2 separate regions of the Homo sapiens genome follow, and region 2 is linked to region 1. A link is a contact called in ENCODE Hi-C or POLR2A ChIA-PET data. All regions are on one chromosome and are shown on one strand. Each heading gives the region's core, a stretch centred on a gene start or an enhancer-like site at or near the end of the contact. The rest is flanking DNA. Distances are from core to core; before and after follow the strand shown. Region 1 holds the start of FAM210A (family with sequence similarity 210 member A). Region 2 holds the start of NAPG (NSF attachment protein gamma).

What was found. A loop is a pair of places that touch in the nucleus more often than their neighbours do. ChIA-PET counts read pairs that join two places held with the same protein, here RNA polymerase II (POLR2A). Pooled maps may share reads with other maps.
Region 2: a loop to region 1 is called in a map of CD8-positive, alpha-beta T cell, with 23 times the contacts of the local background. The contact joins the promoter of NAPG here to the promoter of FAM210A in region 1. A Hi-C loop is called at or near these places in 2 of 168 maps with a recorded cell type or tissue (CD4-positive, alpha-beta T cell and CD8-positive, alpha-beta T cell) and 7 of 50 pooled maps. POLR2A ChIA-PET finds 5 or more read pairs at or near these places in 1 of 52 experiments (OCI-LY7).

The regions. Positions count from the first base shown.
Region 1 is chr18:13,722,886-13,730,161 of GRCh38, forward strand. It overlaps FAM210A (family with sequence similarity 210 member A), which reads right to left and starts at 3,673. Exons shown (of 4, transcript NM_152352.4): 1 at 3,444-3,673. RNMT (RNA guanine-7 methyltransferase) reads left to right here and starts at 3,788. Exons shown (of 12, transcript NM_003799.3): 1 at 3,788-3,844. RefSeq lists an enhancer at 2,851-3,776.
Region 2 is chr18:10,521,829-10,529,104 of GRCh38, forward strand. It overlaps NAPG (NSF attachment protein gamma), which reads left to right and starts at 4,199. Exons shown (of 12, transcript NM_003826.3): 1 at 4,199-4,330. The coding sequence starts at 4,275. RefSeq lists a silencer at 4,342-4,591.

The DNA.
Region 1 (7,276 bases), core at 2,423-4,922:
CAGGTTGGAGTGCAGTGGTGCAATCTCGGCTCACTGCAACCTCCGCCTCCTGGGTTCAAGCGATTCTCCTGCCTCAGCCTCCTGAGTAGCTGGGATCATCCTTTTCTTTTCTCACTTTACCCAGTACAGTTAAAAGCAACCAGCCTATCTTATTGTACTCATTAATTCGATTAAAATGTTCTAAGGTATCAAATACCTGATCATTCTGAATCTTGTCTATAAGCATGAGTGGGAGTATCTAATAGTGATCTTTTGCATATCTTTGTTGCCATATCACACCAGGGACTATCAGTGCCCTCTTTTCTACAGGGAATACTCATTACTGCCTTTGAATCTGATCAGTTTGGAAAACCAATTCCAGAAACACTATAATCAATTCAGAAAACTCATCCTTAAGATTCTGCTCACTAGAAGCACTCTCAGCACCCAAATTTGAATCAGTCAGGGCTCTACAGAGATACAGAACTGATAGGAAAAAATATATAGATGTAGATAAAAACATAAATATCTTCATCTACATATAGACAGATACAGAGATATTGGTATTTTAAGGAACTGGCTCACACAACTGTAGGGGATAGCAACTTCAAAATGTGTAGGGTAGATCTACAGACAGGAAACTTAGGCAGGAATTGATGCTGCAGTCTTGAGGAAAATACTGTCTTCTTCAGGACACTTCAGTTTTGGCTTTTTTAGCCTTCAATTGATTGAATGAGGTCCACCCACATTATTTAGGGTAATATCCTTTAGTTTAGGTCAACTGATTATAGATGTTAACCACGTCTTCAGAATACCATCATAGCATCAACCAAACTAGTATCTGATTAAATAACTAGGTATTATAGCCTAGCTAAGCTGACATAATAAAACTAATCATCACACACAGTATTACTCAACAAAATCTTATTTTCAACTGAAGGAAAAACCTTTTAAACAATAATATTTTATTTGTTCCAGAAAGACAATGAAATTTCAGTAGGAACACTTTCCTGAGTGGAACAGAGGAAAAGTCCTTCATCCAAAACTATTTGGAGGAACAAAGCTTCCATGAACCACCTCTCTTCACAGAACACTATCTTAGGAAACTATAACATTGTTTCTACATTTTTAAAACAATCTCTATGTTTCAAAAATATGATCTTCAACTCTACAACAGAAATCACACTTTAAAATTATACCTCTGAGAGAAGTACTCTCACTTTCTTACAAATGGGTTGAAATAAATCCTGCAGGTCCTTTCCTTGTCTTGGTGGAGCTCACATTCCAGCAAGATAACATCCTTATCTAACTATTTTCTCTCGGGACATCATAACCCAGGCATTAAGAAGTATCAAAACACTTTCTGAAAAATCTACTATTTGCTAGGCAACGTCCAGTTCTGAGTATGATCTTCTAGCCAGCACTGTTTCATTATTAGCAGAGTCTGGTCAATCAGCCAGACTGCCTGGGTCCAAATCTTGATCCCACTACTTAACAAGCTGCATGATCTTGGCCAAGTTACTTAACCCTCATCTGTAAAACAAACACTCATAACTATACCACTGGGTTCGGTTAGAATTAAACGAGTGCAAATGAATAAAGCACTAACCTTGGCACCTAAAAGGTACTCGAGTATTAGCTATTATTATTTTAATGTCCAGAAAACCAGAGATTACTCAGGCAATAATGAGGGAAAAATAACACCAATGGTAACTTTAAAATCATTTTTATCTGGCTCATTTACTTACATTAACTGCTTTCAAGAATCCTTCCCCTCTATTCTCAAATGAATTTACACAACTTCTAGTTAAGTTTTATAAAAACTGAAAAATGTAATCTCTATATATCCCATCATCGTGGAGTTTTCATAAACACATAGTTAAGAGGCTTTTAATCTAATAACTTTTTTTGTTTTGTTTAGTTTTTTTTGAGACAGTCTCGCTCTGTCGCCCAGGCTAGAGTGCAACGGCGCAATCTCGGCTCACTGCAACCTCCGCCTTCCGGGTTTAAGCGATTCTCCTGCCTCAGCCTCCTGAGTAGCTGGGATTACAGGCACGCGCCACCACGCCTGGCTAATTTTTGTATTTTTAGTAGAGACGGGGTTTCACCATGTTGGCCAGGCTGGTCTCAAACTCCTGACCTCGTGATCCAACCGCCTCGGCCTCCCAACGGCTGGGATTACAGAAGTGAGCCACTGCACCCGGTGTTTAAAAACATTAAAACATGTTTTTAAAAGTCAAAATTACACTCATTTTCTGTAAAATTACAACAGCAATTATCTCAAGAAACTTAAGCATCAGGAACAGGGAATGTAATTGCCTGGTTCTAATGCTTGTATATGCCTATAATGCATTCGATCTGTAAGACCTACACTTTTGCAGTTGTCAATATTCATGTAATGAGATTAATTCTCAACTTACCTCATTTCATATAATAACAAATACAAGCAGTCATCAGAAATTGATGGGTCATCCTTATTTGTGAAAAATAGGCCTCATTCTTGGTTCAAAGTTTGTAACCTCAAATGGGCTAATGCCCACAATTTAGAAGTGATTAGATTGGAAAGCACAACGCTGCAAATGCTGCCTTCCCCAAAGCCAGGTCTATTCATTAATATACCTGTGCCTACTGACAAGAAGGAAGGCTGGTAAAGCACATTTTCAAAGCTGTTTTAAATGGATCAATTTTGGTAAAGAGTAATTCAAGACGGATTGTAAATCTGATCAGTTTTACAACCTTGGAAGGTGGGGACTTGACGCACGACGTTAATATGCACACGCTTCAATAATCTATCCACAGGTAGTTTTGACCCTGATCTCAGGTTGAAAGTCCTCAACTATGGAGCTTTCGAGTTTCAGTACAGTAGGCGCTTTCACTCCCCAGTAGAAATCTGGGGTGATGGCCAAAAAAAGTGTGTTGTCTCCCCCAAACCACACCATGCCAAGTTCAGCCAACGCAGACTAATGCATCCTTAGGTATTTGTCAAGAAGAGGTATAGGCGGTCCCTTTTCTCAGAATCTAACAGGTAAGAATGGCCTCTTGTGGCTTCCCAAACACGGCGGTAAGGACCAGTCTGCCAGTCCCTAATAAGAAATTGCTAATTTTAAAAACCATTCCGAACGCGGGCGCTTCCGGGCCCCTCTTCAACTGGCTTCGGAAGAAGGGGGGAGAACACGGTGAAGGGTTACAGCAAAGGAGGCTGAAAAACAGTCCCAAAGCAAGATTTGCCAGGACACTGGCTCGACCCGGAAGGGCGGGGGGACCTCTCTCGGCCGCCGGGGTCTGTGGGGTCGGCGAGTGTGGACGACCCGTCTGGCAGTCGTACACTGCCACAGCCCGAAGAGCGGCGCACGCGGAGCAGTTGCCGGGTTCGCGCCGCGAGTCAGCTCCCGGACACACGCCCAGGGTTGAAGGTGCCCTCTAGACCCCTCCCGCTGCCCCACAGAGGCCTGGGCCCATGCTACCTCTTAGGACGCTGGAGCCGCCGCCGCCGCTTCCCGCCGCGCAGGCTGGACCACAGCTCCTCGGATGCCACGGCGGTGTCACTCAGCAGAGCAGCCCGACAAAGCGTGGGTCCGCGTGCAGGAACCCGCCGGGCTCAGCCGGACGCTAGCCCCCTGCCGCCCCCGGCCCCGCCAGCCGCGCCCACTAGCAACGTGCTCGCGACCTCCAGTGCCCGCTCAGTGAAGCTTCTGCATGCCGCGCGCGGCACGTCGGGACTCGTAGTTCCGGCGCGGAGGACGTGCGTCGCGGCACTCTCGCCTGACCGTCTCCACGTGACTCTCGCACCTCCGGAAGTGACGTAAGCAGACACGCGTGGCGCGGGCCGCCGTTTCCGCAAACAGAATCGCGTTTGGCTGTGCTGGTGAGTGTGACGGCTGGAACTCCGGCCCTTCCTTTCTTTGTGTTTGTCCCTCGGCCGCCGTGGAGGGGTGGAACTGGCACTCCCACCCCTGACATGGGCTCACTTCGCATTAGCCCTGTGCTTCACTACCCAACGCGTGGGTCTATTGCCTTGTGTCCTCAGTCCCAAGGAAAATGGGAACTCCTTGGGGTGGGCGGGCGCTGTTCCTCCTCCAGACTGGGCGAGCCCGGGTGGGAGAAGCAGCTCGAAGAGCTGCTCCAGCTCGCGCCCCAGGGCCGTGCTGGGGAGGGGCGTGGGGTCCGCAGGTTTGTCTTCAGCGGCGCTTCGGAAACCTGAACCAGAGGTTGAGTAACAGGCCGCGCTAATGACGGAGGGGGTGAACTTGGCTGGAGAAGTCCCTTCTCGCCTCTGTGCGTCCTCTCGGGCCCCGTGGTAGAGGGTCAAGCGGGCGGGTCGGGACTTAGAGCTTATCCCGCTTGGGCTTTATCCCGGCGGCCCTGGCGGCCTGCTCGCTCGTACCCTGAGGAGCTGAAATGACGCAGAGACATAGCTTGCTTCGGAGGTGTGACTGGAAAGCCGGGTCGAAATGTTCGTGTGGTTATTTATCGCGTGTCCATCTCCATGTCAGTCGACCACCTTTCGAAGGTTTCTTGAAGATTCTGAGGGACAGCTCTCTTCCCTATGGAGTGTTTTCATTATTCCACTTTGAGTTTGGTTTGGGTTTTTTTTCCCCCAATTTGTTAAATTGATACATAGAAGTTGCACATATTTGCAGGTGCAGGTGATACTTTGATACATGCATACAATGTGTAACGACTAAATCAGGGCAATTGGGATATTTGTCATCTCAAACATTTATCTTTATGTTGGGAACATTCCAATTTTTCTTTTAGCTATTTTGAACTACACAATAAGTTATTGTTAACTGTGTCCACCCCACTGTACTATCAGGCACTAGATTTTATTTCTTCTGGGGTTTTTTGTACCCATTAACCAATTTCTCTTCTTCATCCCGCTCCTCTTCCTGCTACCCTTCCCAGTCTGTGGTAACCACCAATCCACTCTTTACCTCCATCAGGTCCACATTTTTAGCTCCCACATGAGTAACAACATGATATTGTCTTCATGTGCCTGGCTTATTTCAGTTAACATAATGACATCCGGTTTCATCCATGTTGTTGCAAATGACAGGATTTCATTCTTTTTAATGACTAATATTCCATTGTGTATATATGCTACATTATCTTTATTCATCTGTTGATGAACGCTTAGGTTGATTCCATATCTTGACTATTGTGAATAAACTTGAGACTGCAGATATTTCTTAGATATACTGATTTCCCTTCTTTTGGATCTGTACCCAGATTTGCAAAACTGTTCATCGGACAGGGGATTAACAACCAGAATATAGAAGAAACTCATCTCAATAGCACTAGTTCTATTTTTTGTTTTTTGAAGAACCTCCATCATACTTTTCCCAGTATGTAAATTAGTGGCTGTGCTAATTTACGTTCTCCCTAACAGTGTACAAGTGTTCCCCCTTTTCTGCATCCTGCATCCTCATCAGCATCTTTTTTTTTTTTTTTTTTTTTTTTTTTTTTTGTGTGTGTGTGTGTGTGTGTGTGTGACGGAGCCTTGCTCTGTCGCCCAGGCCGGAGTGCAGTGGCTTGATCTCAGCTCACTGCAACCTCCACCTCCCGGGTTCAAGCGATTCTCATGCCTCAGCCTCCCGAGTAGCTGGGATTACAGGCGCACATCACCATGCCCGGCTGATTTTTGTGTTTTTGGTAGAGACGGGGTTTCACTATGTTGGCCAGGCTGGTCTAGAACTCCTGACCTCAAGTGATCTGCCCACCTCCACCTCCCAAAGTGCTGGGATTACAGGTGTGAGCCACCGTGACGGCCTCAGCATCCATTTTTTAAAAATCTTTTTGATAAAAGCCGTTTTAACCGAGATGAGATGGTATCTCATTGTGGTTTTGACTTGCATTTCCCTGATATTACTGATATTGAGCATTTTTTACGTATATACCTGTTGGCCATTTGTGTGTCTTTTAAGAAATGTCTATTCAGATCTTTTGCCCATTTGTAGTAGGATTGCTTCTTTTTTTTTGCTATTGAGTTGAGTTTCTTCTGTATTCCGGTTGTGAATCCCGTCAGATGAATGGTTTTGCAGATATTTTCTCCCATTCTCTAGGTTATCTCTTCACTCTTGTTTCCTTTGCTGTGCAGAAGTTTTTTAGCTTGATGTAATCCCATTTGTCTGTTTTTGCTTTTGTTGCCTGTGCTTTTGAGGTCTTACCACAAAAATCTTTGCCCAGACCAGTGTCTTGAAGCATTTCCACAATGTTTTCTTCAAGTAGTTTCATACTTTTGGGTATTAAATTTTTCAGTCCATTTTGATTTGATTTTTGCATATGGTGAGAGAGAGTGGTCTAGATTTCCCAGCACCGTTTTTTGAAGAGACTGTCTTTTCACTATGTACGTTCTTGGCACCTTTGTTGAGAACAAGTTGGCTGTAAACATGATGCTTGGTTTTAAACGTTCTTACTTATTTTTGTGGTCATCTGGAATGCTGTGTCATTTCTTCTGACCTAATTATGTTTTTATTATGTCACATCTGTGATATCATGAAAGTGACATAAGTAAAATTCATGCTTAAATCTCAATATTAATTTTAGGTAATAAATATAGCTAAAGATAAGTCACATTTCTTTATTTGAATTTAAAGCCAATTTCCATTAGGAAATCAATGGCAGAGGAGGAGAAATAGGAATTTGATAAGTTGGTATCCAGTTTTTCTAGATAATCATTTTAAGTATTTGTTCTGAAAATCACTTTTCTGATTTGTTGTTGTTGTTCTCTGATTCAGTTCTATTTGGTACTTCTTGGTATTTTGTTACCTCAAATGGTGGGTCATGAAAACTAATAACCATTGAAACCCTTACCCATTCATAGTGAGTGACTTGTTACCCATTCCTTTAAGCAACTTGATTTCTTATTCTTTTTCATTATCCAAAAGGCTTTTTATTTATTTACTTTTTTTTTTAAGCACAAACACTTCCTTCATGAAAAAGCTTTTTTTTTTTAAGTGGGGTCTCACTTTGTTGTCTAGGCTGGAGTACAGTGGCACAATCATGGCTCACTGCAGCCTGGACCTCCTGGGCTCAGGTGATCCTCCTACTTCAGCCTGCTGAGTAACTGGGACTAAGGCATGTGCCACCATGCCCAGCTATTTTTTGTAGAGACGGGATTTTGCCATGTTGCCCAACCTGGTCTCGAACTCCAGAGCTCAAGCAGTCTGCCCACCTCGTTCCCCCAAAGTGGTGGGATTACAGGTGTGAGCCACTGTGCCCAGCGAAAGCTTAACATTTTAATAGTGGTATATAAGCTATAAACATCTTGAAAACATGATTTACATTGAGCTTCTCC
Region 2 (7,276 bases), core at 2,949-5,448, 3.2 Mb before region 1:
GGAGGCAAAGTCGACAGAATTTCCTACAGATTGCATGTGTTGTGCGACAGAAAGAGCAGAGGAGCATGACTCCAAGTGTTTGGGCAAGGAGAGGGTGAAGCTGCCATGAACCCAGCATGGCTGAGCCTGAAGGGAGAGCAGGTATGGGAGCATCAGGAGCTCAGATTTGAACAGATTATGTATGACATTTTAGATGTCTAGGTGGAGCTGCTAAGAAGGCATTGGACACAGGAATCTGGAGAACGAATTCTCCATATTAATCTCATAGAGATTCAGTGGTGATTTTTAAAAGTCAATGTATTCATTAACACTTAACCAGAAAAAAAAATACAGATCATAATGGCTTCTATTAGTTTTATCAGAAAAAAAGCCAAGAACAATCTTCTAAAATCCTATTCTGATGAAAGGAACTGTCAAATGATAGCAGAATTTGTTCCAAAGGTTTTTTGTAAATTCGTTATTTATAACTCAGAATATATTTTCCCAGAGAAATGATTTTATGATTCATGGCTAACCTCTTGGGCTGGGTCTCAGAAGTGTATCTCTTGTATAACATAACAGTATATTTGTGGGGGAAAAGGGTAAAATTACACAGTCAGGCTACTAGCAATTAAACAAACAAAGAAAACTTAGCGATATAGGAGCTCTTATGTTTCCTTATTTATGATTCCTGATTTGAAATAGAGCTCATTTGACCCATCAAACCCTCTCTCCAAGAAATGACAAAGACCTTTTATTTGACTGGAACATTCAGCTGTGGGAGGTAGGTCCAAGGATTTTGCTTCCTGGCAGCAGACTAGGCTAGGGGAAGGAAGCAGGTTTGTGTAGACAAGGAACCTGGGGATGCAGGCTTAAAGAACTCTCAGAGACTTAAGCCCACCATGAGAGAAGGAATGGGGTTTGCAAGCTCTATTTTAAGCCTCATTCACACTTTGATGTGAATCATTTTAGTCACATCCAAAACAAGTAGATCACTCAGGAATGCACATTTTTATTGAGGCAGGATAAAGAAAAAGAGTTTCTAGAACTAGAGGAGAGGATTGGCTCAGATGGAATCACTTGGGCCAGCAGCCAGCAAGTCTGTATGTTGACGGGGTAGGTGAGGGAGGACATGAGCGTCTAAAGAGCCTTAGGAGAGGAGGCAAGAGGTAAGTTGAAGTCACAAAGACAACTTTTGCTGAGGTTCTGGTGGTAGCTGCTGTGATAACAAGAATTACGTTTATGGGTCAACAAGGCCTGGGGTCACACTATCGATTCTAGCTTGGGAAACTACACGTCTTAGTCTATCATCATTTGGTCCATGCTTTCCATTCTCAGTTCTTCTAAGCTGACTTCTCAGTTTAAATTCCCCTTGCTCAACTCCCACCTCAATGTTATTGCAGGAAGAGAAGGGGAGGGGAAGAAAGTGGGGGCATTTGTGTTACACCTTTACTGTGCCCATTCTCTCTCTTCTTCTCCCCTTTACTATGAATGCATGTTAGCACATACTTACCACGGCTTCCCTGGTCAAGGGTCCTTTGAAACATAGAACCCTTGAATGCCCATGGCTATTGATATAGCTCCAACGAATGGAGGAACACCAGGGTTGTTGGTCTCGTGCTGATAGGATTAACAACACGGACACGTGGAGTGGTTTTAAGGAGTGAAAAGTTTAATAGGCAAGAAAGAAGGAAGGAAGAAGAAAACACCTCCCCCATACAGAGACAGAGGTAGGGAGGATTTGAACAAAGAGAAAACCCAGTGTGCAGTGGAAAAGTGGTTGCTTATATTGGGATCCTGGAGGAGGTGGTGTCTGGTTTGCATAGGGCCCAGGGGATTGGTTTGACCAGGTGTGTCATTTACATAGCTCTCGAAAAACCTGGCCCTCCCACCTTAGCCCTTTAATATGCAAATACAGGTCACCGTGATGTTCTGAACACATGGTGTTATCTGGAGGTGGCCATGACACTTGGTACACCTGATGACAAGGAAGAGATGGCGGAATCACCATGTTGAGTGAACTCAGTTTCTAAGGACTGACATTTGCATATCAAAGCTTGCGGGCCTGGCTCTTCAAGCTGCCTTTTCTGTTAGAAAAGAGATGGTTCAGGGGTTGTTTCTTAAAACAGGAAAATTTCCACTGAGAACATTTACCCTTACTATCTGCCTAAAAAGTATTTCTTAATAACTGCTATATCACTATCGTGGGGTTTTTTTCCCATTCTTTCTTTGTTGATGCCAAAGTAAAATTAAGTTAAATATTGTATCCTCTCATAGATCATGAATGCAATGAGGGCAGGCATTATATCTCTTGCTCAACAATTGGGTCCTAGGTGTGTAGGCTTAATGTCTTGTGCAGAGTGGGCATTCAGTAAACAATAATTCAATAATGAATGAATAAATAAGGGAGAATGTGGAGGAGGTTATAGGCTTAGAAAACTTTCTGGGCACTTTCAATGGTTTTAGAGGGTGATGGTATTGGGTGGTTAATAAATCTAAACTCACTTGAAAACATAAGGCTTTCCACTGGTAACAGTCCTTTTATATTTAATCAGTCATCCCAGAGTTGTGGTGAATTGGAAGTCATGGCCAAAGTATTTTACACTCCTCTATTTTCCTACCTCTTGAATCTGAACTTGCCTTATGACATGTTTTCATCAATAAAATGTGGCAGAAGTAATGTGCAGTGGGAGTCCAGGCCTTACGAAGCCTGAAGTTTCCACTTTCACTCTCTTGAAATTCTGCTGCCTTCCTATAAAGGAAGCCCAGGCTAGACAACCAAATGAAGAGGGGTCTTGTGTGTGGGTACTAAATAAGAAAGTGAGGATAGAGAAAAAAATCCAAGGCCAGTTCACCTGTTGGCACTAGAAAAAATGCAAAATATTGATTGGCAAATAGATGCAGGAAGATCGATCGATTGTGTGGTGAGGCCAAAGGGAAGAACTCTTCGAATAGTTATTTCATATTCAACAATAAGTGAGAGTTGGCAGGCAAGCAGAGATTGTGTAGGAGTTTTGAGAAGGAAGGTGTGAACAGCCCTCCAAGTGAGTGGGTGAGTGATTTGACCATGGAAACATAGGAGAGTTGCTCAGCAGCACCAAAGGTCGGCTTAATGTTTATGATCATTAAAATGAGTAATGTTAGCATCCTCGTTTGTTTTTTTCCAGTCAAATTCACTTGCTCAAGAGCAGTTCCAGAGTAGGTGGAGAGCTGGGGTTTTTCCTGGCTTGGAGAAAGGAGGGAGAGGGAGCCAAGGCCGTTGAGAGTATACGCACTAAAATGATGGGACATGAATTTATGCTGGGAAAAGAAGGACGTGTAAGAGCAGAGGGATAGGGAAAGGTGAGGAATCTGGTGAAGGTTAAGTAATTACTAGCACTAGGAGGTATGAGCTGGAATGGAAAGGGGAAGTAAAGTGAGCTGTTTGAAACTGACACTACGGAGGGTACACAGTTATGAGTAAGGTCAAGGGTGTGATCCCAGGAATGTGTGGCTGCGCTAGTGTGGGAAAGATCACAGGAGGTTGGAAGCTGAGAGGCTGTATAGTCATTGCAGGAATCATCCATGTGGATATTGAAATCACCATGAATTATGAATGAAGCCAACTGTATTACTGGTTACTATTTTTACCAGACCACTGTACGCGACTTTAGATCCCTCAACTTCCCATTTAGAGCACTTATCACGGCTTGAAATATTAGAGCGATTATTTGGGTTGGGCGCGGATTATTTGACAGTAATCAGGGTTTACAAGTCTGTTTCGTTTCTTGACTGACATACAATTAATACCCAAAAGGCAGAATGGATAGAAGAATACTATTCTATCTGTCATACAGAGAAACTTCAGATGTAATAAATTATAAAGCCAATTAACCCTACAAACAGGATCCACAGCAGTTTCACATTAATGAAAAAGCAAGACTTCAAGAGGGCGGGAGTTTTTGTCTGCTGATCTTCCCGCATCTAAAATAGTGCCTGACACATATTAGGTGCTTTGCAAATATTGAATGAAAGAATACGCCCCATCAGTATCTCACCGCGCCTGCGCTAGATGCCCTAGGTGGGGCCAGCCTTGACGCGCTGCGCCTGCGCAATGTCTCTTTGCGGGGCGCACCGGCAGGCTCCCAGCCCCGCTTCGTCGCAGCGGCTTGGGCCCTCCGGCCCTCCGTAGCCGCTCGACTGTCGCGCTGCACCAGCTTCCTCCTCGGCGTTCCCACGCCTATTTGGGCGGATTCTTGGCGCCGGAGGAAGAGGCAGGGTCACCCTCTCTCCACGTCAGAGACCTGACTGTGGAGATGGCGGCTCAGAAGATAAACGAGGGGCTGGAACACCTCGCCAAAGCAGAGAAATAGTGAGTGAGAACCTTCCGGGGGCCTGTGTGTAGACGCCGGGTCCGTCTCTCACTGGCGCGGCCTTAGCACCCGGGGGGGGCGGGAGGGAGGGCTCAGGGCTGAGGGGCCTCGGCGCGCTGGTGCCCGCAGGGCTGCCGGGGCTCGGTGTCCTCTGGGTCACACTCCCGGGGTCGGGGTCAGCTCTGCGGCGCCTCGGGAAGCGCCGTGGGTCCACCCCGCCGGAAGTCCGCTCCCCAGAGCCGGTGTGGGCGGGGACTCGGCGCAGTGCTGCGGGGCGAGGGCTTCTCTACTTGGGCGCTCTGCTCCTGAAGATTGTGGTGGGGGCTGTCTGTGCATCGGAGGCTCGTTAGCAGCATCCTTGGCCTCTACCTGCTGGGTGCCGGTCGCATCTCTTCCCCATTTGTGGCAACCCAAAATGTCATCTGGGGAACAACATCGCTCTGTTGAGAACCACCGCCCTAGAAGAGCCCCCTGTGTGGAGGGGACCATAGGTTTACCCCAAAAACTCCTCGGTGAACCTTTGTCATCTGGCATTTTACTGTCCCTGTGGGCAGGGACTGTGCTTCGTTCGTCCTTTGATGTGTATGTCCTGCCACCTCTGGTACAGTACGTAGTAGGCACCCTGCAAATGTTTGTGGGACTGAACTGATAATCCTTAATTCATCCTTTTGGCAGCCTCTTCCCCCCGTTTCATTACTCCAGTGCATTTTTATCTGGCAGTTACAGTTAATAGAAAGTCAGCATTGTGGGCCGGGCGCGGTGGCTCACGTCTGCAATCCCAGCACTTTGGGAGGCCGAGGCGGGCGGATCACAAGGTCAGAAGATCCAGACCATCCTGGCTAACACGGTGAAAACCGTCTCTACTAAAAATACAAAAAATTAGCCGGGCGTGGTGGCGGGCGCCTGTAGTCCCAGCTACTCGGGAGCCTGAGGCAGGAGAATGGCCTGAACCCGGAAGGCAGAGCTTGCAGTGAGCCGAGATCGCGCCACTGCACTCCAGCCTGGGCCACAGAGCGAGACTCCGTCTCAAAAAAAAAAAAAAAAAAGAAAAGAAAAAGTCAGCATTGTGCTCTGTGGTGGGTGCTTCACATACATAATTTCATAAGCTGAGATCTTCACAATAACTTTCCAAATAGAGATTCTAATTTTTCGTAAGAGGAAATGAGACTCAGGGAAGCCTCATAACGACTTGCCCCCAACTGCACAGGTGAAAGATCGCAGAGCCAGTTTTCAAACAGTGGAAAAACTCAAGCTCTATCACATGACTCGAGGCAGTCAGCGTGTAAGGTGCTGGGGCTCTCCTGGTGCAGGAGGTTCCCACAACATTCTGCTTTCTAGTGGGAGCAAACGCAAAATTTGTAATAAGAATAGTGTGTGGAATAGGGACCACAAAAAAGCTGTATTAACTGTGCATAGGTAACCCAGAGGGAGAAGTTTATTCTGCCTGAGAAAATTTGAGGAGGAGATGATTTGTGAGCAGAGCTTGAAAAATACGGAATGTTTTAGACGGAGGGAAAATCTTGTGAAAGAGATTCTGTGCGCAACCTGTAGTATGTATTATACGCGGGCCTGAAAATGTGCTCTGGGAACAGTGAATGTAGTGTAGTCACAGTGCCAGGGGACGAGCTGGAGTGAAAAAGAGTTGGGGCCAGACTGTGAAGGGACAGCTTCTCACATGGCTATTGTAGGCATCCAACCAGTGGACTCGGTTAGATTTGCTTTTGGTGAAAGAAATGTGGCAGCAGGCTGGGCCCTGTCGCTCATGCCTGTAATCCCAGCACTTTGGGAGGCTGAGGCGGGTGGATCACTTGAGGTCAGGAGTTCGAGACCAGCCTGGCCAACATGGTGAAACCCTGTCTCTACTAAAAATACAAAAATTAGCCGGCTGTGGTGGCGCGCACCTGTAATCCCAATTGCTCAGGAGGCTGAGGCAGGAGAATCCCTTGAGCCCTAGAGGCGGAGGTTGCAGTGAGCGGAGATCGCGCCACTGCATTCCAGCCTGGGAGACAGAGCAAGACTCTGTATCAAAAAAATAAATAAATAAAAAGGAAAAGAAAAAGAAATGTGGCAGCAGTGTGGAGAATGGACTTTGACATATTCAGTAAACGAACATTTACAAAGTTGTCTCTGTGTACCTGTACCAGCCACAGAGGATACTGGAGTAACCAAAAGTGGTCCCTTCTTCAAGAGCTTAGAATTCACAGGTGGGCAGACAAGTTAACAGAGGACTAAAAATAGGATGTTCAGTGCTAGAATAGAAGTATTCAGTGTGGTATGGTAGAGATAGGAAGCAAGGAAAAGGTAATATGCTCAGGATGTGGGGAATGGAAGAGGAGGAAAGGTGACTCTCCCATGAAGGTACTGCCAGACATGTTAGTGGGTTGTCGACTTCAGGGGAGAGGTGGTGATGGCCTGAATTCAAATAACAGTACAGGGGTAGGACTGGGTGATGTTTGTCAGTAAGGTTGACATGCTTTAATGAGGTGCCTGCATGTAGAGATGAAGAGTTAACTCCTAGGTTTCTAACTTGGGAGACGAGTGGGAGAGGCCTTCAGCCAAGATAGGGGATATAGATTAATGGATGTGATTGGTGGGTAGGTCTGGGGCAGGGAGGTGGGGCGGGGAGGTGTGGAGTTCAGGCTTGAAGTGTTAGTTTGAAATGCTGCTAGACAGAGTTACTCAGTGGGTGGTAGGAAAAATGGGCCAGGAGCTTAGGAGATATTTGATTTTTCTCCATTTTCTAATGATGACGTAGTTCAATATTGCTGAGTAATTTTGTAAATTGATCCCCACACAGATGGTAATTTTGCTGTTTTCTTTTTTTCTGTGGAAATTGGTCAGTTTCCTTATTGATTCTTTGGAGAAAAAGGTCAAAAGGACTAACAGGTATGGCTGCTAAACCCAAATTAGCTGTATATCTTTCTTCCTTATTAGTGGTGTTCATG